Linked DNA regions of Homo sapiens: region 2 is linked to region 1. Evidence: read pairs that join two places in POLR2A ChIA-PET (ENCODE). Cell type or tissue: OCI-LY7. All regions are shown on one strand. Each heading gives the region's core, and the rest is flanking DNA. Links, peaks and the distances in the headings are about the cores only. Region 1 has its middle 11 kb from the start of FMOD. Region 2 has its middle 50 kb from the start of ATP2B4.

The links. Peaks named below come from ENCODE experiments on the same cell type or tissue, not always from the same donor. Only the 100,000 strongest peaks of a DNase experiment are listed, where the experiment ranks them.
Region 2: POLR2A ChIA-PET joins it to region 1 with 7 read pairs; 3 of 35 experiments call an interaction of 5 or more read pairs at or near these places.

What each region holds. Positions count from the first base shown.
Region 1 is chr1:203,359,245-203,364,619 of GRCh38, reverse strand. No RefSeq gene overlaps it. Among named protein-coding and RNA genes, the nearest start is that of FMOD, 11 kb to the right of the region's middle. In OCI-LY7, for the core only: no CTCF peak of the experiment used is centred there; a DNase peak (open chromatin) is centred at 2,569.
Region 2 is chr1:203,574,331-203,579,705 of GRCh38, reverse strand. No RefSeq gene overlaps it. Among named protein-coding and RNA genes, the nearest start is that of ATP2B4, 50 kb to the left of the region's middle. In OCI-LY7, for the core only: no CTCF peak of the experiment used is centred there; no DNase peak of the experiment used is centred there.

The sequences.
Region 1 (5,375 bases), core at 149-5,148:
GTTTGTGATCCCTCTCTTCGCCAGGAGTCTGCGCGCCTGCTGTCAGTATCAGAGGATAGATAAGGCAGGAACAGGGGAGAGTAAGAAAACAGGGGCTAGTCAGAAGGCTCCAGCCAGGATATTGAGCCATCATTCCCTTGCCTGACTTCTGGAAAGTCACTTAACGCCTCTGGGCTGCAGATCCTGCCCTCTGAAGCGAGGGCAACGGGTCAAGTCCCTGTGGCAACACTGATGCAGACATAAGATGCTCCCCAGGTTCCCAGATGAAGAGAGAAAAACAGAAGGATCCTTTTGTAGTGGCAAGCCTCCAGCTCACACCGCCCCTGGCTGCCTCAGTGGAGACTCAATGCAGCTACTTCTGCAGATGCACCCACAAGGCAGGAAAGTGAGGGTCTCTGGAGGGAGGACAGGAGCTGGGGGAAGTGACAGCTCAACAGATGTCGATTACAATCAATGCCACTCTCTATGTGCTGGCAGGCCTGCAGCAGCCAAGGCACTGGAAAAAGGCGAGATCATTACAGGACTGGATGCAAAAGCTATCTCTGCTCAGTTGTCCTGTCTGTTTTCCTTAAGCCAGAGTGGGTTAGATCTCTAAGCCCATGGGGAAATTCATACTACCAGGGCTGTTTTCTGGAAAAAAAAAAAAAAAAAAAAAAAAAAAAAAAAACTATGGCCTGAGTTCCAAGAAGACTGGCCTTATGGGCTAGAAATTGGAAGCTTTCCATTTAGTTCTGATATCTGCTACTTAGAGTGTGCTTGAGCAAGTCACTTCCATTCTTAGTCTCAGTTTCTGCACCTGACAATAGTAACAATTTTTAATTTATTGAGCACATATTATGTGCTAGGTGATGAGCTGGATGCTTAATATGCATTCTCTTTAATATCTGTCCTTTCTACCTCACGGAGATGCTGTGAGGATCAAATAAAAAATATATTTCCTCAAAAACTTAACAGAATTACCAACGAACCAACAATGCTACTCTGAGGTATACACCCTCAAATAATTGAAACAAAACAAGCCACTCAAACACTTGTTCATGAATGCTCATAGCAACTTGACTCTAATAGCCAAAAGGTGGAAACAACCCAAATGTCCATGACTGTATAAACAAGCCATAGTATATATGGACAATGGAATATTACTCAGCCATAAAAAGGAATGGAGTACTGATACATGCTACAACCTGCATGTCCCTTAAAGACATTATGCTAAGTGAAAGAAGCCAGACACGGAATCCCATGTTTTATGACTTATTTTATATAAGATATTCAGAATAGGTAAATCCATAGAGACAGAATAGATTAATGATTGCCAGAGAATCATAGGGTGTACTTCTGGAGTTACAAAAAAGACTTGAAAATAGAGAGTGGTGGTGGCTGCACAACATTGGGAATACACTAAATACCACTGAATTGTACACTCTAAAACTGCTAATTGTATGTTATGTGGATTTCACCTCAATAAAAGATAGAAACATCTGTCTCTGTGGAAGTTTGCGCACTGTTTAAAGTCATGGCTCAGGAGCACAGTTTCCATGTGGAGCACCCTCTGCAGCTTGTCTGGCTTTTTTGGTTTTTGATTATTTACAAATAAATAACTGCCAGCTAACTCATTCCTCTAAAATGAGAAGGAATGGGGGCAGCTTGCCTTAACTTTCCCACACAAGCATATTGCAGCCATGCTCCACTACATATGGTTGAATTCAGCCTCCTGGGTCAGTGTTGTTGCCAAACTGCACAGGCATATGTTACCCATGCATACACTGATGTGCCCACAGACTGTGGTGCTCAGGAGCACACAGTTCCCACAGGGAGGCCCCTCTGCAGTAAGCAAATGTGCCTGAGAGCTCCTAATTGGCCCATCTCAGGCAATGGAGGATTATCAGTGAATATGATGAGTTTCTATTAACACCGAGCCACTTCATACACAGCAGTGCTTCATCAGGGCTCCAATAAAGGCGAGACAGGCTCCAGAGACAATAGCAAGCAGCAGGCCAGTGGAGAGTGGGAGGCTGCAGAGGCAGCAGCCATAATGCATTATGCAGGTGGCATTTGCTTTTAGCTAATTAATAGTGTGCCACACTCCCTGGCTCCTTCTCCCTAGCTGATCTCCAAGCTGATCTCCACTCCTGCCTCTCTTCAGGAGGGTCCCTGGAGAAGCAGGGATAAGGAGGGGAGCCAGGGCCTTGTAGGGATGGATGTGCACCATGGGAAGGAGGGGTGGCTGAATCATTGCTGCTCTCAGCACTCTGGGACTGGTATCCTCCTCCGCTGATTGCACTGGGTTTTATACTTTACATAAAGATCCCAGCAGGGCTGAGCAGACAGGGCAGTGTAGTGCTGTTCCTGACTCATCAGGCAAAGGCTACTTTTTTAGACTGCCAAGGAGGAGGAGTCATCAGGTCTCCTATATTCATCCCCCTGTCCCTCCTCAGGACACAGAGGTCTAGAAGGCATCTGGTTACCAACCTCTGGATCAGCTGCCTTGTTGATTCTGAGGTCACAGACCCTAATGAACCTAGATAAATTGAACCAGGTGACCCCTTTGAATTGCAAAGCTGAAAGAGGAAGTGAGTGCATGCCACTGGGCTCTTTTGCCCTGGGTTGGCGCTGCAGTTACCACACGAACTGCCAGAGGCCCTGCCAGCAGCACTCAAGGTTCCCTCGACCTGGTGGCCAAGCCCACTCAATTCCCGGATGCCATGGGCCTTAGACGATGGCTCCTTCGTGTCTCCTTGCATTTTTCCCAGGCCTGGGAGGTACTGAGGCTTCATGAGAAGCTCCTGGCAGCTGACGGCTGTACCAAACTCAATGGCTGCCATGTGGTTGCCTCAATCATGGCACAGACAGGGGTCTGGATGAGGTTTTGTGGGAAAGGAGAGGGAGCCAGTACAAGCCATTCAAACTGCTTGACCCATCGCCCTCTCCTACACATGTAAAAGGACACACATGTGCACACACACACACTCATCTCTGCATACAGAATACAGAAGAGAGGAGAGAGTTTGTCAGAGGTGGTCCTCTGTAGTTGGAGTGGCATCCAGCTTAAAGCCGGGAGAGAGAAGAAGACAGGCGGAAAAAAAAAAAGAAAGAAAGAGGAGGAGGGAGATGAGGGAGGGAAGGGAAGTAAACATGAAAGAAACAAGAAAGAATAGGAACACAATCTGACTTGCCTTTACCTACAGCCAGCAGGTGCTCCTTCCCATCCCTTCCTCTATGTTACATTAGAAGAGGGTCTCACACAGCAGAGAGGACACTAGTTAAAGCATCAACTTTGTCCCTGCACCCCAGTCACTTCTTCCACTTACTTAAAATGCTGGCTGATGATATCCCCACACATCTCTGAGCCTCCACGGGGCTCCCAGTCTAGGGTTGCAGACACAGGTCTCTAAGGATAACAGTATGATTAGGCAAGCACATGTCCCAGCTACTAACCTTTCAATTCTTTATTTCCTTCCAAATAAAAGCACTTGCTCATGTCAAATCCCAATAATTGGTGACGCTAGCTCCTCTCCTACAAATCCACAGTAGCCAGCTGCAGACCACGGCCTTTCCGACTTAGAGGATCGCCTCCTGCTCCCCGCTCCCTCCCACTCCTCACTGCCTCCTCCTCGGCTGCCTTCCTAGTCATGCCTGCGGCTCTCTTCCCTCCTGTTGAGGCAAGATGGTGTGTCTGGCAGCTGTTAACTCAATGCAGTTTATCAAACTGCTATCTACAATATCCTAGGCATGGGTGCAGAGCTGGGGGAGCTGTTCCTTCAGTAATGTCAGTACAAACCAGGGCCAAAGTCAAAGAATTAGGCAAGAATACAGAAAGAAAAAAAAGGATAAAAAGGAAAAGCCCTCCTCTTATGTACCCTCCAGGTTTGGTTTCCATGGAAACCTGGTTCTGGTGGACAGAGAGGACAGGGTAAGACAGGCCTGTTGCAGTAGGTAGGGTGGGTCCTGCTATGACCCACCACGATCCAGCGGGAAGCTGGATGTCACATGGAGACCCCAGGAGCAGATCTGTTGGAGTTGAGGCTTTCTGGGAGAGCTCTTTTTCAACTCGCATTCCCAGGTGGGGAGAGCTGACTCTTTCAGACAAGTATGGGTTGTAATGCAGGTCTCAGGGCAAATGCTGAGCGCCTCAGGGGCCACCTCTTTCCGCCATTGGTGAGGAGGGATCCTTGGCAACAAGAGAAGCATGGATGGTGAGGGATTGGCAGCAGCTGTGAGAAGCCCGGGAGAATCTTTCTGTATATTTCCCTGAGAAGGATCACTGACAACAGCTCCTGGTGGCCCTCAGGCAGGTGTTGTAGTCGAAAGAACCCTGACTTTGGTCCCAATTTACTCTATCCATTAGTTTATTCATCCATTCATTCATTGGTACTATATGCCAGGTACTGGGCTTGTGTTTAAATCTCAGTTCATCAAAGATTCAAATGATTAATTGAGGCTGGGCACAGTGGCTCACACCTATAATCCCAGCACTTTGGGAGGCCAAGGCGGGCGAATCCCTAGGTCAAGAGATCGAGACCATCCTGGCCAACATGGTGAAACCCCATCTCTACTAAAAATACAAAAAATTAGCTGGGTGTGGTGGCTCGCACCTGTAGTCCCAGCTACTCCAGAGGCTGAGGCAGGAGGATCACTTGAACCCGGGAGGTGGAGGTTGCAGTGAGCCAAGATTGTGCCACTGTACTCCATCCTGGCGACAGAGCAAGACTCCACCTCAAAAAAACAAAACAAAACAAAACAAAAACAAATGATGAATTGATTTAAAAGATTGAAATGATGTAGGTAGAGGACCTAGTCTAGAGCCTTAAAAAATATTCATTCCCTCTTCCAGTTCTCCAGAAAGAAGTCACCTCCTTCTAATCCTACACCCCACACCCCAGTGATCTCCTTAAACCAGAACACTCTTGCTCCTAGAAGATGCTATTTCATTGAAGTTAATGAAATGGGGAGCTGGAGAAAGAGGGGCCAATGGAGAGAGGGGTAGGTCTGAAAAAAATGTAGCAGGCCAGATAGAAATGCCTTAAGGTGGTGAAGTTTGAGAACTTTGAGGCTGGCTGCTGGCAGCCAGATGGGGGAGAAGCAAATTCTCCCACAGGGTGTGTTTCTTAAAGTGATTGGAAATTTAAGAAGTAGGAGATGGGGGAGGGAGTGAATCTTTCTGTATCTTGATTGAAGATCAAAACAATTTCTATTCTTGCAAATTCCCTTAGAAATACAGCCTCATAGGGATTGGGAAAGGAATTTATTTCTTCACAAAGCTTACCAAACAGCCTGGCTGGGAGCCATTTGGCAGTTTTCTCAGCAGGAAAGTTATGGAAGAAGCAACAGTGCCCCCCAAGAAGCTGCAGCAAAAGACATAGGGAGATGGGTATGCC
Region 2 (5,375 bases), core at 159-5,158, 220 kb before region 1:
TATATAGTATGATTGTATTTTTGTAAGAACAACAAATAAAGTGAATGTGGCAGGAAATGTACCAAACTATTAACAATGACAAAGTTACTATTGCAGGGTGGGATTCAGATACTGATGAGGGAAAGGGGAATTTTCATTTTCTAGTCTATGCCTTTTAGAATTGTATACATCTTAAAAATGACCTTGCATTATTCATTATTTTAAAACAAAAACCCACTTTTGGGGGGATAACTGTTTTTTCTTTTCTTTTTCCTTTTTTTTTTTTTTTTTTGAAACGGAGCCTCGCTCTGTCACCCAGGCTGGAGTGCAGCGGCGTGATCTTGGCTCACTGCAACCTCCACCACCTCCAGGGTTCAAGTGATTCTCCTGCCTCAGCCTCCCAAGTAGCTGGGACTACAGGTGTGAGCCACCACGCTTGGCTAATTTTTGTATTTTTAGTAGAGATGGGGTTTCACCATGCTGGTCAGGCTGGTCTCCAAACTCCTGACCTCAAGTGATCTGCCCACCTCGGCCTCCCAAAGTGCTGGGGTTACAGGCATGTGCCACCTGGCCCTAGGGGGTAACTATTTATTTTCATGCAATTTCAAACCCAAAGACAAGTTGCAAGAGGCCGGGCATATTTAATTAGCCAGTTGTGGTGGCATGTGCCTGTATGTAGTCTTAGCTACTTGGGAGGCTGAGGTAGAAAGATTGCTTGAGCCTAGGAGTTGGAGGCTGCAGTGAGCTATGATCGCACCACTGCACTCCAGCCTGGACAGCAGAGTGAGACCCTGCATCCAAAAAAAAAAAAAAAAAAAAAAAGGAACTCCCATACACTATTTAGACTTCACCACTTGCTAATATCTTGCCCTACACCACACAACATACATTTTTAAAAAGATCATCCATTACTTCCATTTTTGCAAACCCCAGTGGCCACTTGCAGTTTATCTTTTTGGGCCTCTCCGCTGCTTCTGACCCTGTTGTCCTCTCCTTCCTTCCTGAAACCTCCCATTTCTTGTCTTCTGTGGCCCTGAGTCTTCGCTGGTTTTCCTTCTACTTCTCTGACTCTCTGACTTCCCTCTAGCATTGTCTTTCTTAGAGGCCGCTTTTTCAGCACCCCTTAAACATGGGAGTTTCTCAAAGTTCAAGCCTGAGCCCACTGCTTGGCTTTGTGTGTTTTCTTCCTGGGAGAGCTGGTTCACTTCCATCCACTGAAGCTATGATCCATTTGCTGATGAAGCCCAAATCCGTGTCTTCAGCTGCCACCTCTCCCTTCAGTTTCCTATGCTCATATTCAAATGCCTGTTAGACACATGCTCTTAAGTAGTCCACAAACATTCTATACTCAACTTGTCTCAAACATATCATCATCACCCCTCCCTCCTGCTAACTATTCTCTTTCTGTGTCCTCCATCTCAGATAATGGCACCACATCTTTCACTTTGACAATGGCAATCAACTCCTAATTGGTCTCCCTGACTACAGTCTTCCTCTACGTAAATTCACTCTCACACTATAGTCAACGTGACACCCCTAAAATGCAAATTTCACCACATCAGGCACTGAGAAAACCTGTCAATGAGTCTCCATTACCTGCAGGTTGAAGTCAAGCCCGTTAGTCTGGCACACGTGGCTGTACCTGGTTCCACCTGGCTTCTCCGGCTCTTGTCATGTCCCCATCACCTCTGCATCCCATTCCACATTGGCCTGTGTGTCCATGTGTTTGCTCATGCTGCCTCCTTAGCAGGAGCCCCCTCCCACCTCTCTCCCCTTGACTGACCCATCCATCAACACTGAGCTCAACGGGCGTCTCCTCCAGCTGGAAGTGTCCCTTTATTGTGTTCCCATTGCATTCTTCTTCTTCTCTTACTTCTATCTAACAATTTTTTTAAATAATGCTTTTGTGCCATGAAAGGTGACCAGGGCATGCTTTTATTTTTATTTATTTATTGAGACAAGGTTTTGCTTTGTTGTCAAGGCTGGAGTGCAATGGCGCAATCATGGCTCACTGTAGCCTCGATATTTCCAGGCTCAAGTGGGCCTTCTGGTGTGCACCACTATGCCTGGCTAATACTTTTATTTTTGTTGAGATGGGGGTCTCACTACATTGCCTAGGCTGGTCTTGAACTCCTAGCCTCAAACTATCTTCCAGTCTTAGCTTCCCAAAGTGCTGGGATTACAGGCGCGAGCCACTGCTCTCTGCCGAACAAATTTTCATAGTCTCAGGCTTTGTCTGTGTCTCTCTCACTGCTCTGTAAATCCCGGAATGAACGGGGTTTGCATGTGCTTATGTATACCATCTTGTACCTTTGTATCCTTAGTGCCTTAGTGCAGTGCCTAGCATGTAGTAGACATGTAATAAATGTTTGATTAACTGAGGTAGGCATTCACTATTTATTCACCCCTCTCTGCCTCTTTTCCCTGGCAGCAGCAAGCTCAATCCCATGCCCTCTGTTTCCCCATCAGTAGTTACATTCCAGGCCTCAGCTCCTTGGTTGCAGACCCCTGTCCAACGGGTTTGGCTCCTATGTGGTCTTTCTCCTGGCACTTCTCTCCCTCATCTTCTCTTCTGCTTCTTCCCTTCTATTTTGATCAGCTCTTGCTACCCTCCTGTATCTTTCCAGATGCTTCTCTCCCACTCTTCTCCCCTGTGGGGGCCACTCAGGGCAGATCCAGCCCACTCCTGGCCCAGGTGTCTGCATCAGGACTTTATATAATTACCTTCACAATGGGGCCTAATGACTGGAAAGCGTTTTCATCTCAACCCACACAATTCCAGATTTACAGCCACCAAGGCCTCCGGGTTACAGCTGGATGCATACCCCACCAGGTCCCTCTCTAGAGTATCTTTTGGAAGATGTACCTTACAGCTCTTTAAGAAAGAGGATCACTTGCTAACAGCTTTTCTGTCTAGTACTTTTAAACATAAGCACTTAGCTTCGTTCCTTAGTTCTCTGCGCCCCAACTCTGTAGTGAGGATCGCATTCATCATACTCCACCAGGCACGTAAGATGCTCTAAGCTGATCTTCTTTCATGTGAGGACCCTCAGGGATGAACATATTCATTCTGTCATTCGCTCACACATTTACTGAGCTCCCACTACCACTGCCCATGGGGATGGGGACAGAGGATACCGACAAGGGGTCACAGATGAGTATGTCCCCCTCTAAGACCCAAAGGAACTCACGGTCTGGTGAGGAAGACAAATCTGAAAACCACTTTGCTAAAATAAGAAGGCCTTGGTGGAGGTAAATATCAGGTACTATGAAAACATAGAGGGGTCACTGAAGCGTGCTTAGGTAGGAGGAAGGTTTTTGTTTTTTTTTTTGTTTTTTTGTGTTTGTTTGTTTGTTTGCTTGTTTTTTGGTTTTTTAGAAGGAATTTTTCCTCTTCTCTCTCTCTCTCTCTCTCTTTTTTTTTTTTTTTTTGAGACAGAATTTCGCTCTTGTTGCCCAGGCTGGAGTGCGATGGCGCTATCTCCGCTCACCGCAACCTCTGCCTCCTAGGTTCAAGCAATTCTCCTGCCTCGGCCTCCCAAGTAGCTGGGATTACAGGCATGCGCCACCATGCCTGGCTAATTTTGTATTTTTAGTAGAGACAGGGTTTCTCCATGTTGGTCAGGCTGGTCTCGAACTCCTGACCTCAGGTGATCCCCCCACCTCAGCCTCCCAAAGTGCTGGGATTACACGCATGAGCCACCGCGCCCAGCCCGGAATTTTTCCCTTGTTGTCCAGGCTGGAGTACAATGGCACGATCTCGACTCACTGCAACCTCCACCTCCCGGGTTCAAGTGATTCTCCTGCCTCAGCCTCCCAAGTAGCTGGGATTACAGGTGTGTACCTCCACGCCTGGCTAATTTTGTGTTTTTAGTAGAGACGGGGTTTCACCATGTTGGTCAGGCTGGTCTTGAACTCCTGACCTCAGGTGATCCACCTGCCTTGGCCTCCCAAAGTGCTGGGATTACAGGCGTGAGCCACTGTGCCCAGCCTGGAGGGAGGTTTTACAGGAGTTCATTCGAGGAGTGAATAGGAATTGATGAGGCAGACAGGGACAGTGGAGTTGACACTTGTCATGTTTTTGATTGTCCAGTACTGAGCAACTTTCCTATTTTGGAGGGAATTCCTCATTATAGGAGTCTTAGTTGGGGAAGCATTCTACCTTTGACCACATGCTGATGAGGGCAGGGTTTGTGTCTCCCTGCTCCCCCCGAACCCCCGCCACAAATGTGGCATGGGCAGAGTGAGGGTGGGGTGAGGATGGGCCCTGGAAGCTGAGCTCAGCCAATCTGGTGCTCCCATTGGGATCTTTGGGACCTGGGCAGGAGCAGTCATTCGTAGCAGTGGTGGTCATTTTGGACTCCTTCAGGAACAGTATCTAGTGTTGGGGGTGGTGTGGATGGTGAGGGGCAGAACCAGCAGCAGTGCCCTAACAAGGTGCTCCCTGTCTTGTGATCTTGGAGTGTTCTCTGCCACCAGCATCCCTTGGTTCCCGACTTTGAGGGCAGGTGCTGCCCATCAACTCTTGAGCTAACAGAATTTAACTTTCTAGATTATTCTTTTTTTTTTTTTTGAGACTGGGTCTCACTCTGTCACCCAGGCTGGAGTGCAGTGGTGCAATCTCCGCTCACTGCACCCTCCACCTCCTGGGTTCAAGCAATTCTCCTGCCTCAGCCTTCTGAGTAGCTGAGATCACAGGCACCCGCCACCATGCCCAGCTAATTTTTGTATTTTTAGTAGAGACGGGGTTTCACCATGTTGGCCAGGCTGGTCTTGAACTCCTGACCTCAGGTGATCCACCGCCTTAGCCTCCCAAAGTGTTGGGATTACAGGCGTGAGCCACTGAGCCTGGCCCAGACTATTCTTTGTCTGCTGGTTAGTGAGAGATGGTTTCTGTTGTTCACAACTGAGTTCCTTGTCTGATCTAGGCTGGAAAGAACCTTGAGGAAGCTGGGCAGTGTAGAATACAGAATTTGGGGGAAGGTAGGTAGGGTGATGTGGCTGGAGCACTGGAAAATGTTAAAAAGACTTGGGGGCCGGGTGTGGTGGCCCACCCCTGTAATCCTAACACTTTGGGAGGCCAAGGCAGGCGGATCACCTGAGGTCAGTAGTTCAAGACCAGCCTGGCCAACATGGTGAAACCCCGTCTCTACTAAAAATACAAAAAATTAGCTGGGCATGATGGTGGGCACCTGTAATCCCAGCTACTCGGGAGACTGAGGCGAGAGAATTGCTTGGACCTGGGAGGCAGAGGAGTGCATTGGTGAGCTGAGATCGCACCAATGGACTCCAGCCTGGGCAAAAAGAGTGAAACTCCGTCTCAAAAAAAAAAAAAAAAAGACTGGGAAGATGGAGATGGGCAGGGAGAGGTACAAGATAAAGGGCCCTGTCAACCA